Linked DNA regions of Homo sapiens: region 2 is linked to region 1. A link is a contact called in ENCODE Hi-C data. All regions are on one chromosome and are shown on one strand. Each heading gives the region's core, a stretch centred on a gene start or an enhancer-like site at or near the end of the contact. The rest is flanking DNA. Distances are from core to core; before and after follow the strand shown.

Region 1 (5,971 bases), core at 2,959-5,458:
CACTAAGTCTGTGATAATTTCTTACAGTAGCAATAGAAAATGAATAAGAATGCTAAGCATTTAATTTCCGTTTATCATCCCATGCTAGCTAGAAACATAAAAGTGTTCTTTGCATCAAAGCATTAACTAAAGAATAAGCTAGTTTTAATTTTTCTGCAGATAAAGCACATTCTAAAAGACTTTCTAGAGCCTGTTTCTCATTCAAAATATGTGGTGTTTTTATGATATTATAACTCAAAGTTAATGACTTTTCTTCCCCAACTAAATTGTAGACACCCTCTTCTTATATAAATTCCACAAATCTTCCCTATGGGAGACACAAGAGTACACATTTTCTGTCTGTCTCTAGAATTTATGAGGTTTTACCCAAATGAATGTATTAAGTTTTTCTACATGATATCTCTCTCAATCTTCAGAACAGTCTAATATTGATCATTCAAAAGATCCAATTTGATCTCTGATCAATAAGATCTGATGGGCTAATATGGACTTGGTTGCCCTAATTTGGGTTCCCACAAACAGACTCTGAGACAAGGATTTAGGTGCAAGTAGTTTATTGGGGGGTATTTTCAGGAAGCATGGATAAGTAAAACCAGGAAGGGAGGAAAACTTAATAATGGGTGTTTTTATAAGAGGGTTACTACTGAGGGCAACAGAGCCACAGTCCCATTGGGATCTCTCCAGAGGCTGTGAACATGCCTCAGAATTGTCCCATAAAGAAGAAAATAACATGGGGTGTTTATGCACCAACTTCTGTCCCTTGTTGGCTGAGAGTTGCTCTCAAGGATGTGAATTTCCCAGCACACCTGGCCCACACTGCAGAAGCAGAGAATACCCCATGGTCAGAGAACCTGCTTGGGCATAGAAACACAGAAAACAGCTGACACCGTGTATCAGGGACCTCCAAGCTAAGTCAAAAGGATATGAATGAGGGACTGACTGTGTCAGTATGATCTATTTCAGGGCAAAGATATGTGATGTTAAATATGTGCTATGCATGGATTTTCCAATCACAACAGTGTGCAAAACCCAAAAGTGTGAAAACTAAAATTAACTTGATCTTGATTAAGAGTTATAATTTCCACCTGATATCAGATAAATTGACATGATCACTTTCTGGGTTTTCTCAGATAATTTTCATGACTTATTGGTCAGTTCAAATTTAATATTAACTCACATGCGGCTGGCCTTCTTAGGTCATCACGTTTACAACCTATTCATGGGGAAATCTATGGAAATGAATGGTCTCTACGATGAGAATTTTTCCAGATTGAACTCTTCGGGAAATTTAAGTACTTCCACGTAGACTTATTAGTAGATATTGACATGTCATTAGTCATTTGTAAAAAAATTTAATATATTGCAAATTTTTAAACATCAAAAAGCAAATAAAGCATTTTTATTCATTATTTGGCCAATCCAATGAAATCTCCCAAATAATAACAGATTCTGTTATTTCTTTTCTTGGTGGTTGATGGTTCTCAAGTCAACAGCTGAAGGAGAGGTGTCATGGTGTAAGGAAAACGGCACTCACTTAGACCCAGACATTCTTGAGTTCATGACCCACTTCTACCACATATTATTCTGTGGCTTTGGAAAAGTCACTTAACCTGTTGAAAATTTAGTTTTGCATGAGCATCACTCTCCATTACATGGGTAAAACTTGAGTCACTGAGAATGAACAGATTTCTGTACACTGTACAATTCTGACAGTTCATTCTGCTCATATCCTCCCATTTTTGCCAACTCTCTATCCCCAAGTTGTTCCAAGAGCGTTTTCACAACACATTGCCAAGCCTCTGTCCTTCCCTTTCTTGCCTATCCTCATTCTGTTATCTCCCTTTTTGGCTGCTTCATTAAGAGAGGAGCTGAGAATCTGGCATCTGGGCAAAACCATTACTTTGGAGAACACCACAAGGCCATTGCTAATTTTATCATCTTTGCCTTTAATGTACTAGTGGGAAGATTTATTTCTACCTTTAATAGTAAGATATCCTAAGTAGAAGGCATGTGGGTACTGCTGAGTCTTAGTTCTGTGAAGGTGGAGACTGTGTATGTTTTATTCCTTGTGAGAACCAAGGACTCAGCAAATACAGAGTACTTATTCAAACATTTTCTGAGGTTACTAGTTGATCCAAAATGTATTTAGTTGTTCAGAGATGCCAAATCTTGCTCAATATTTAGTCTGTGTTTTAGTATTGCTCCAAACCTTAAACCTAAACCTACCACTGACTTCAACAGAACTCTTCGCTTATTTTAACTGGAGATGGTATGAAGCAATGAGTCACCACTGACTATACATACCAGCAGTGCCTGATGCCAAATGGTTGGTGTGTTAATATAATTTTGTACACACAACAATGCACACATTCCAATACGGTAAGTAAAATAGAAAAGTTTCAAGAGTGAGAGCACGTAGTAGATATTTCTCAGAAATCTATGTGTGATTACCTAACCTTAGCAATTGCAATTAGGGGAAGGAAACGGAGAAAGCAGAATTCAGCTGTGTTTTAAGATTTATTTTATATATACCTTTTGTCCCTTGTAAAAAGAAAATTTGAAAAAGAAGAAGAAAAAGAAGAGGAGGGTGGGGGAGGAAAGGGAAAAGGACAAATGTGAAAAGAGGAAAGAGATGGAGAAGAAGAAAAGAAGAAAGAAAAGAGACATCTAATGTTAAAAAAGTTTTATTTCAAAATCTTTATTAAAAAAATGCTTTGCACTGAGCAATAGAGCTCAGGGAAAATAACGCCCTCTCTTCAACTTGTCTTTCTAAGTAACGTGAGGCAGTTGGGCCAACAATAGTGCTCCCCTCTACCTCTTCATCTCTCCATTTCCTAAATCTTAGAAGAAAATAAACCTACAAGAGTTTAGCCCCCAAATCTCAGTGAAACAGCCATGGAAGGGAGAGACCAGTGAAAATCTACTTCTACTTTGATGATAAAGGTTGAGAGAAATGCGATAAAATTTTTGAACTTGAGACACAAACTGGGCTGAACACACTTGGTATTAACTCCGTCTTTCACCTTGGCCTCAGGCCTTATCTTATTCCTCCAGCATTCCTTGGGATGGTAAAGGCAGGTACCCTCATATGCAAGTCATAGTTAGGAGAAGCGTTAGCATGTCCACCTCCAAAAGCTACATTAATCTGGAGTAGAACTGAACCCTGTCCAAGGGAGCTGAGTTACAGGACATGAGGCTCTGGAAACAGGGGCCATTTCTTTCTTTTTGTTTGTGTGTGTGTGTTTGATTGTTTGTTTTTGTCTACTGCCCCAATAAATTGGTTTCTTTTCTTAGAGTCTGATGCTAAAGAAGTCTCGACTCAGGAAAACCACAAGGGTGGACTTGGGAAGACTCAACAGGTTGTAATGACTCTCCAGCAAATCATGTCACCATGCCATTTGATGATGGTAGGAAGAAACAAAGCCTTGAAGATTCATGCATTGAGAGAATAAGAGTTAGTGAGTAAACCAGATGTGTTTCAGGACTGGGACCCTGCAGTCATCAACCACCTCACACCTGCGTCAGTAACAAACCCAAGCTACAGCATGATTTTTGTTCTACCTCAGCAGATATTTTATAGATGGAAAAACTGAGGCATAAAGTGGGTAAATACCTCCCCCAAGGTCACGAGATAAAGATAACGCAGTCATCAAATATTCTGTCTCCTCAACATCTGTCTTACTGGAATTCTTGATGGATTGGTACCCCCTTATTATAGTACTGATTTTAACATAGGTTGGTTTTGAATACTGGGTTTTTAAAAATCTTTTCAAATCATTTGTAAATTATGGAAATGTATACATCACATGAAACTTACCATTTTAATCATTTTTAAGTGCACAGTTTAGTTTAAGTACATTCACATTGTTGTGCACTGATCCATCACTATACCTTTTTCATCTGCTCCAGCTCAAACTCTGTACCCATTAAACAATAACTTCCCTTTGCCTCATCCCTCCAGGCCCTGGCAACCACCTCTGAATGCTATTTTATAGCAAAAAGAAATATTAACTTTTGAGCTTGGTTTACAACCAAAAACCACAATTACATGCAGGAGAGAGGGGGTGGGAAAAAGAGGTTAACTCAGAACTCAGTTACTTAGAAGACTCTGTGAGTGTGCTGTGTGTGTGTGTCTTTAAAAGACTCTCCACCTCCCAGCCCGCCTCCTCACACTTTGCCACTGGGTTGTTCAGTCCCCAGGTTCCCTCAGTCCCCAGAAGGAGCCAGCATGGACAATCTCCTTTACAGTTTCGGAAGCAGGTTTGTTGCCATGGAGTTCACATTTTGACGGGAGTTGAGAAGTATAAAGGTAACCATTTGTTTTAGTTTCAACGATCTGACAAAAAGATAGGCTGTTGCTCTTCTTCTGGAAAAGCCTGATTGGTAAGATTCCTTTAAGGGCTCAGCCCCAAAGAGCTTTATCCCATCCCCTCGCAGACTGAAAACTAAAGCCTGCAGAGACCTCTGAAGGAAAACCTGTCCCGGGCTCTGTCACTTCACACCCATGGCTAACCCTGGAGGTGGTGCTGTTTGCAACGGGAAACTTCACAATCACAAGAAACAGAGCAATGGCTCACAAAGCAGAAACTGCACAAAGAATGGAATAGTGAAGGAAGCCCAGGTAAGAGGCACTCTCCCCTACTCTTCTCTGAATTACCTGAACGTTTCAATATTTCTCTGTGAAGATATTTGAGGCTGTCCTAACTTAGAGTTCATCTTATGAAGGGTTTTTACATGTTTTGACTGTTGACTCTGTTAATAGAAAGTGCTTGGCTACCAAAAAGTTTAGGTGTGGATTAAGGAGAAAATGTCTTCTGTATGCAAAAGAGGATACACACAGACTCACACAGCTTCAGGCTCCCTAAAATACAAATGTACCTACTAGACTTTTGTCTCAAGCATTTTGCGGGGAGGGAAGAATTAAGAAAGTTCCAACTCTTTGCATATATTTTTGTCCAAGAGACCTGCTACAACCGTCATGCTTCAGAAGAAAAAGAGGAAGTGAAAGTACATTTTGCTGACATTATGTGGTGGAGATGGCATTCTTCCCAGGTCCATGAGAAATGCATCACTGTTTGAAAGGCGAGTTATTATTGGTGTGTAGTGGAGCATTGTTTTAGCTCACTACTTGATTTGAGGCCACAGTATTTCTTTGAAATGTGACGTCACAGACATTCTTTTCCAAAACACTTCAGAAAGCAGGGCTGATTGTGACACACTGCTCTCAGAAAACAGAACAGCATCTTTAAAACAAACTTGTATTTTCCAACTTGACACTTTTTTTTTTTTTCACTCTTATTGCACCGGGATGTTTGCAGAGTGTCCTAGGCAGGAGGAACTCGAGGAAAGTTGTCAGCTTGTTTTAAGAGAGAGCCTGGGTCTGTGAGGTCCTTATGTAAGGCAGTTCCCCACTCCCCACAGGACATCCCGTGTCACTCTGCTCTGAGCAGCAGAAGTGAGCTCATCTGCCTGAGGAGCAAGCCCAAGTAGTCAAACAGGTAGCCTCCTGTTTGGAAAGAGAAGTGGCACAGGGAGCCCCATGCAATCTTCCATCATTTGATCATCCAGAGAGCAAGTATCCACCCACAGGAAAGGCAGATTGTTCTAAGATCACAGGACAGGTGGGTCTGGCTGGGGCCAGTCCTCCTCTCAGTGAATTACATTCGTGTGTGCAATTGGAAGAGGCTAAAGGAGCTCTAGAGCCTGAGTTGTGTGTAAACAGGCTGTGGTCCCCAAAAGCATTCCCCTCTTAACAAAAGGCACTGTCCAACGCTGGGAGGTGTCTATCAGAAACCTCAGAACTGGCCTGTCCCACCTGAGGATCTGAAACCTGGAGCAATGTGAAGAGAAGGTGCTCAACTCCTGTCAGTTGTATGAAGGAAATTGCAGTAATATCCACCACTTATGCATCACTAAATATCAATTCAGGCCACTACTCAAGACGATCCTTGCCTCTGGAATGCCTGTAACT
Region 2 (6,173 bases), core at 425-2,924, 630 kb after region 1:
TGAAAAAATCAGAACCCTTATAACCTGCTGGTGGGAATGTAAAATGGTGCAACCAGTTTGGAAAACATTTGGCACTCACTCAAAAAGTTAAACATAGAGTTACCATATGCCCACCAATTCCACTTCTAGGTATATACTCAAGAGAACTGAAAACGTATGTCCATACAAAAACTTGTACACAGATGTTTATAGCAGAATTATTCAAAATAGCCAAAAAGTAGAAACAACCTAAATGTCCATCGACCGATGATGGTTAAGCAAAATGTGGCATATTCACACAATGGAACATTACCCATCCATAAAACAGAATGAAATACTGATACACAGACATTGATGAACCTTGAAAACATACTAACTGAAAGACACCAGACAAGTGAGGCCATATATTCTATGATTCCATTTATATGAAATGCCAGTATAGGAAAATCCATAGATACAGAAAGTAGATTAGTGGTTACAAGGCCTGGGAGAGAAAGCAGAGAATCTAATGGGGAGTGACTGTCATGAGTATAGGATTTCTTTTGGGGGTGATGAAAATGTTCTGAAAGTAGATAGTGGTGATGGGTGCACAACTTTGCGATATGAGAAAAAGCACTGAAATTTACAATTTTAAAGAATAAATTTTATGGTGCATGAATACCTTAATAAGACTTTCTCAAGAGGAAAAAAGACAATCTATCCGTGCAATGAACACAATGTATGTAACTATGCCTCTTAGTTATAACCGTATTTTACACGCATACATTATGATCACAAATAGGTTAATATGAATAAAATATTAGAAAAAAGATCAAAATGCTGGGTTGGCAGAACTATAGGTGATCTCTTCATAACTATTTCTGCATTTTCCAGATGTTCCTTAGTAAGCACTGCTTTTTGTAAGTGGTGGGGAAAAGTTTTATTTACAACAAAAAAGATAAATTATTAAACTCCTAAGAATATAAGTAAAAATTCCTTCGCTAATAAAGAATAATAATAATTCAGCAATCTAATGGCCCCTAACACACCTTTCCTTCCCCTCCCCTACAGAAGCCAGGAAAGTTGAACTCTCTCCTTCCGGAAACACGATACCCTCGATTTCCAGGACATCTCTAGCTCCTGCTTTCCCCCCCTCCTCTCCAGCTGCTCCATCTTCTCGGTCCTTTCCTCCTCCTCTTCTTCCTCCTCCTCCTCCCCCTGAGTAGTAAGTGCTAACGACCCGCAGGACTCTCATCAGGCCTCTATTACTAAGTAAGGGGCTGCCTTACCCCCAACCCGCCACCCAGGACAAGGCGCACATTCTCGGCTGTCTGCGAACCTCGGACTCTGAGACATCTCCAGCCTGAGACTGCAAAGTGGGTGAAGAACTGCGAGAACTCCCCACATACAGACAGTACTTCCCCGGTGGCCACGAGGACGCCAAGCCGGAGATGAGGCTGGGAAGGGGGACGACGGGGCCGCCTAGAGCGACCAAGACTAGGGAACTAGGGACATCCTGGCCCCCTCCTCTAGCCCCGCCCGGGGCAAGGGGTGTCCTGCGCGCCGCCCCCTCTCGGACCCGGAGAGGACGTCCCAGCTAGCGTACGGGGCCCACACACAGAGGCAGCAGCGCGGAGGCGGCAGCGGCGCGGACAGCGTGGGAAAGAGGGACACTCACCCGCTTCAGCCCCGAGCCTTCACTGCACCGGAAGTAGTCACCCGCCCGTTGCCAGGGTGAGGAAGCGGGGCTGACATCAAGTCTCCCCATTGGTCATTCGGGGTACCACGTGGTCGGAAGCAGCCTCCCACAAGCGGCTCTGACTCCGCCCTCCGCTTCGGAGCGGCTCACCTGGCCTCAGAGGTGCAGCGCTAACTCCACCTGGGGCTTCGTTCTGAGCTGCGCATGCGCTATTGCTTATCTCTACCCACCCCGCCCCTGAATAAGCCCGCAGGATGTGATTATATCTGAGTGGTTGATTGACTAATACTGTGATGAGAAATGAAATTAAACTGACCATCATTTTATCTAGGTGTCGCTTAAGAGTTACTTTCTTTCAATCCTTAGAGCACTGTTAGACGGTAGGGAAAACTAAGGTTCAGCCTGCATTGCTTGTAGGAGTTGGGGCACGAGCCTTGCCCAGGGGGAAGGAGTGTAGGCGGTCTTTTATCGGCTAGGATGTAAGACCGAAACCCAGTCATGGGTTTTGATGACCCATGACTGATGGATTTTCCTTATACTTCCACCAAAACATCACGTCGAACTGAATGTAAAGGCAGAAATGAGAATCTAACTGGCTTCTTTAAGCCAGCTATAGAGGAATTTACACTAATGCAAAAGATAACACTTTTCTTACCACATTTTTTTGTTTTTGGAAAATATTTATTCTTCATTAAAATGTCTTAATTATATTAACACATAATGGTTTATTATTGTTATTTTAAATAACTTTTTAACATTTCAGTTTTTTGTTGGTTTTTTTCTTTTTTTTTTGGAGATGGAGTTTCACTCTGTCAACCAGGCTGGAGTGCAATGGCACGATCTCGGCTCACTGCAACCTCTGCCTCCCGGGCTCAAGCGATTCTCCTGCCTCAGACTCCTGAGTAGCTGGGATTACAGGCGCTCGATACACACCCGACTAATTTTTTGTATTTTTAGTAGAGACGGGTTTTCACCATGTTTGCCATGCTGGTCTCGAACTCCTGACCTCAGGTGATCCTACTGCCTTGGCCTCCCAAAGTTCTGGGATTACTGGCGTGAGCCACCGCACCCAGCCACATTTCAGCTTTGTATTCAATTTTTAATATAGTAAATATTAATAGATGTAACCCACAGAAACAAAAGCTTTGGAGTGTTCTCTACTATTTTGGGGAGTATAAAGGTATGCTGAAACCAAAAAGTTCGAGAACCACTGATACCATTATTATAAATATAACCTATGTGGTTTTATTATGTAACTTGGGGCTTTTTTTCTTTCTCTTCTACCACTGACTTCTTAGGGAGGGGCAAGGGGAAGAAGTTTATTACATAGTAAGAATAACAGTTTATTACATAGCAATAGTAACTGAAACCGATTTTGTTACCTAGAAGTAGGATGGATATTATAACAAAACATAACATAATAACATCATAAAAGTAAAACGTGTGGCACTGGCTTTGGAACTAGGTGAAGCAGCAAGAGCAGGAAGGGATCCAAAGTATTAACAAGAGTCTAAAAGGACTTGAGGAAGCTGCCAATGAGGGCTTAAAGGGAGCTAAGGAAGATGTTATTGGAAGCTGGAGAAAATGGGGCCCTTGTTATATAGTGCCAGAAAGTTTGGCCCAGGCATTAGGAAGCAGACATAAACCATCCCCATTGTGACCTTTCTGAATTCCTCACCCGCAGAATCCATCAGCATAATAAAATAGTTGTTCTTTTGCACCTTTAAAGTGGATTTTTACACAGCAATATTAACTGGAACCAGCAGGAATAAAAGAAAGATGTTAAAGTTTTAAAAAGACATAGACATGCTCCCTTCCATTTCTTAGGCAACATTCTTCCTGGAATTTAACTACATTGTAATAATCATCTCCCAGTGCTGCTCTGTATACTTTTGTCTTGGGTATCACACCCAGATGCCACACAGGCCATCCTCTGGTAGGTGAATACTGCTCAAGTAAAAGTAACAAAATTCTTCGGACCCTTTTTTTTATTATTATTATTGAGGCAGAGTCTCACTCTGTTGCCCAGGCTAGAATGCAGTGGTGCGATCTCAGCTCACTGCAACCTCTGCCTCCCCGGTTCAAGTGATTCTCCTGCCTCAGCCTCCCCAGTGGCTGGGATTACAGGTGCCCGTGACCACGCCCGGCTAATTTTTGTCTTTTTAGTAAAGATGGGGTTTTGTCATGCTGGCCAGGCTGGTCTCGAGCTCCTGACCTTAGGTGATCCACCCATCTCGGCCTCCCAAAGTGCTGGGATTACAGGCATGAACCACCATGCCCAGCCCAGACCCAAGTTTTAACATTTTTAACCTGCATTGGGTACAGTAACAATGAGATCCTTTGAAATATTAATAACGAACAGTTGTAATATCTATTTGATTAACTCAACATGTTAAATTTGAAAGGAAAGTCTATACTAGTAAATCTCCTTCAGAAAAAATCTGGTTGCCTCCCTCTTCCTGTTCCCACCTCTCCCAAACCCGGAAAAGCAGCAAGCTGAGGAATTACTTCCTTTATCTCAAATAATCATGTCTGCTGCATCTTGATCTTTGTACTCTAAGTAAGCCCCCTCTGTCCTGGTTCCCTGGGGGTCTCCCTTTGTTTTGTATTCCTGGAAAACTATTGCTTTAACACATGTGTCAGAAATGTAGCAGAACAATAGTGATAGTTTTCAATTGTTGTGCCGCAAGTTAACACCAATTCACCTGCTTAAGACAACACAAATGTAATATTTCCGTTTCTGTGGATCAGGTGTCCAGGTCTCTGCTCAGATCTCAGAAGGCTGAAATCAAGGTGTCAGTCAGAGCTGCCATCTCATCGGATGCCCAGAGCGATTCTCCAAGCTCATTCAGGTGATTGGCAGAATTCAAATCCTTGCAGCTGTAGAGCTGGCCACTTTTGTCTTCTTCAAGGTCAGGAGGAGCAGTCCTCTCTGACTTTTCCACCTTGAAAGGACTCAACTGATTAGGTCAGGTCCCCCAGGATAATCTCTCCTTTGATGAACACAGAGTCAATGATTCGTCGTCAAGTTTCAGGAGGGATGGCCATCATATTCTCAGCTTCCATCCACACTCCAGGGGAGAGGATCATACAGGGTCTGTGCACCAGGGGTAGAAATCTTGCAGGTCATCTTAGAATTTTGCCTACCACGTGGAAAAAAGAAAGTTTCAATTATAGATGGACTGCGACAACCCTTCAAGCAGTCCTATGGTAGACAACAGTTGTTTCGCCTGCCCAGCATGAATTCCTTCTTATTTCTCCTAACAGCACCCCACTTCACTTCCAGGGACTGCCCTTCACCACTTGCACCCAGCGTAAGTGGGACTGTCCATCAGGATGCTCCGTGGGATGATCAACTGACCCATGCTAAGCTAAAGCTGCTTCTTGCCTGGAATTTGAAAATTGACAGCAATAATGCAAAGAGTAAAAGCAGTTGTTTATTCAACCAAGGTTACAGAGTTCCCTGTTACTGCTCCAGAGCTTGTATTTTTCCAAAACCTGCTTCCTTAGTTTTTCTTTCAATTATCTTAGGTACTCCCTATCCTTCCAACAAATTCCTTTTATCTTCTTTAATATATAAAATTTTGAGCAAGACAAATAATCCAGAGATTACTTGACTCCCATGTCAAGCCCTGATGACAACACATTGTCTTCGGAGCCCTGACGAAGACTGGTAAGATGAAAGGTGGCCCACCTGCCATCTCTGGTTTCATCCTTGTTGTCTGTCAATTATCTGGCCAGCTATGTTGTCATCCCCCATTCATAGGGCAATATAAATATTCTTCCTGCACAACAAACTGTCTGACCAGTTTGTGATTTAACACCTTTCTCTGCAATCTCTTAGCTTTTTTATTGTAACATGTAAAGAGTGTCCCCCCATTCTCATAAGCTTGTTATAAACATGAAATACAATTTGCTGAACCAGAACCAGTGTCAGCTTCTCAATCACTTTTTCCTAACCACCTTATTTTAAATTGCAATCACACTACCCTGCCTGTTCTCCTTCCTGTTTTATCTCTATCAGTAGCACACACCCCAACTAATCCTCTACAATTTTCCCCATTCTTTTAGTTTATTAATCATCTCTCCTGTAAAGTCAGTTCCATAAAGATGGGGCTATCTTTATTTATTTTTTATTTTTTATTTTTTTGAGACAGTGTCTTGTTGTAGCACCCAGGCTGGAGTGTAGCGATGCTACCATGGCTCACTGCAGCCTCAAACTCCTGGGATCAAGCCATCCTCCTGCCTAAGTCTCCCAAGTAGCTGGGACTACAGATGTGAGCAACTGCACCCAGCTAGAACAGAGATTTAAAAAGAAAAAAAAACATTTTATTGATGTTAAACATAAATACAGAAAAGTACAGCTTGATGATTCTTCATATAGTAAACACAGTGTGTAACCATTCCTCAGATCAAGTGAAAAAAATCATGACCTCGCCCCAGGGTAATCCTGACATCTAACATCACACATCCATTTTCTCTATATTTAAACATTATATGAATGGAATTTTACAGT

The links. A loop is a pair of places that touch in the nucleus more often than their neighbours do. Pooled maps may share reads with other maps.
Region 2: a pooled map shows a loop between it and region 1 (9-fold over the local background). The contact joins the promoter of TASP1 here to the promoter of SPTLC3 in region 1. A Hi-C loop is called at or near these places in 7 of 50 pooled maps.

The regions. Positions count from the first base shown.
Region 1 is chr20:13,004,764-13,010,734 of GRCh38, forward strand. SPTLC3 (serine palmitoyltransferase long chain base subunit 3) reads left to right here and starts at 4,209. Exons shown (of 12, transcript NM_018327.4): 1 at 4,209-4,621. The coding sequence starts at 4,505.
Region 2 is chr20:13,637,258-13,643,430 of GRCh38, forward strand. TASP1 (taspase 1) reads right to left here and starts at 1,675. Exons shown (of 14, transcript NM_017714.3): 1 at 1,637-1,675. RefSeq lists enhancers at 1,032-1,532, 1,146-1,235 and a silencer at 1,426-1,575.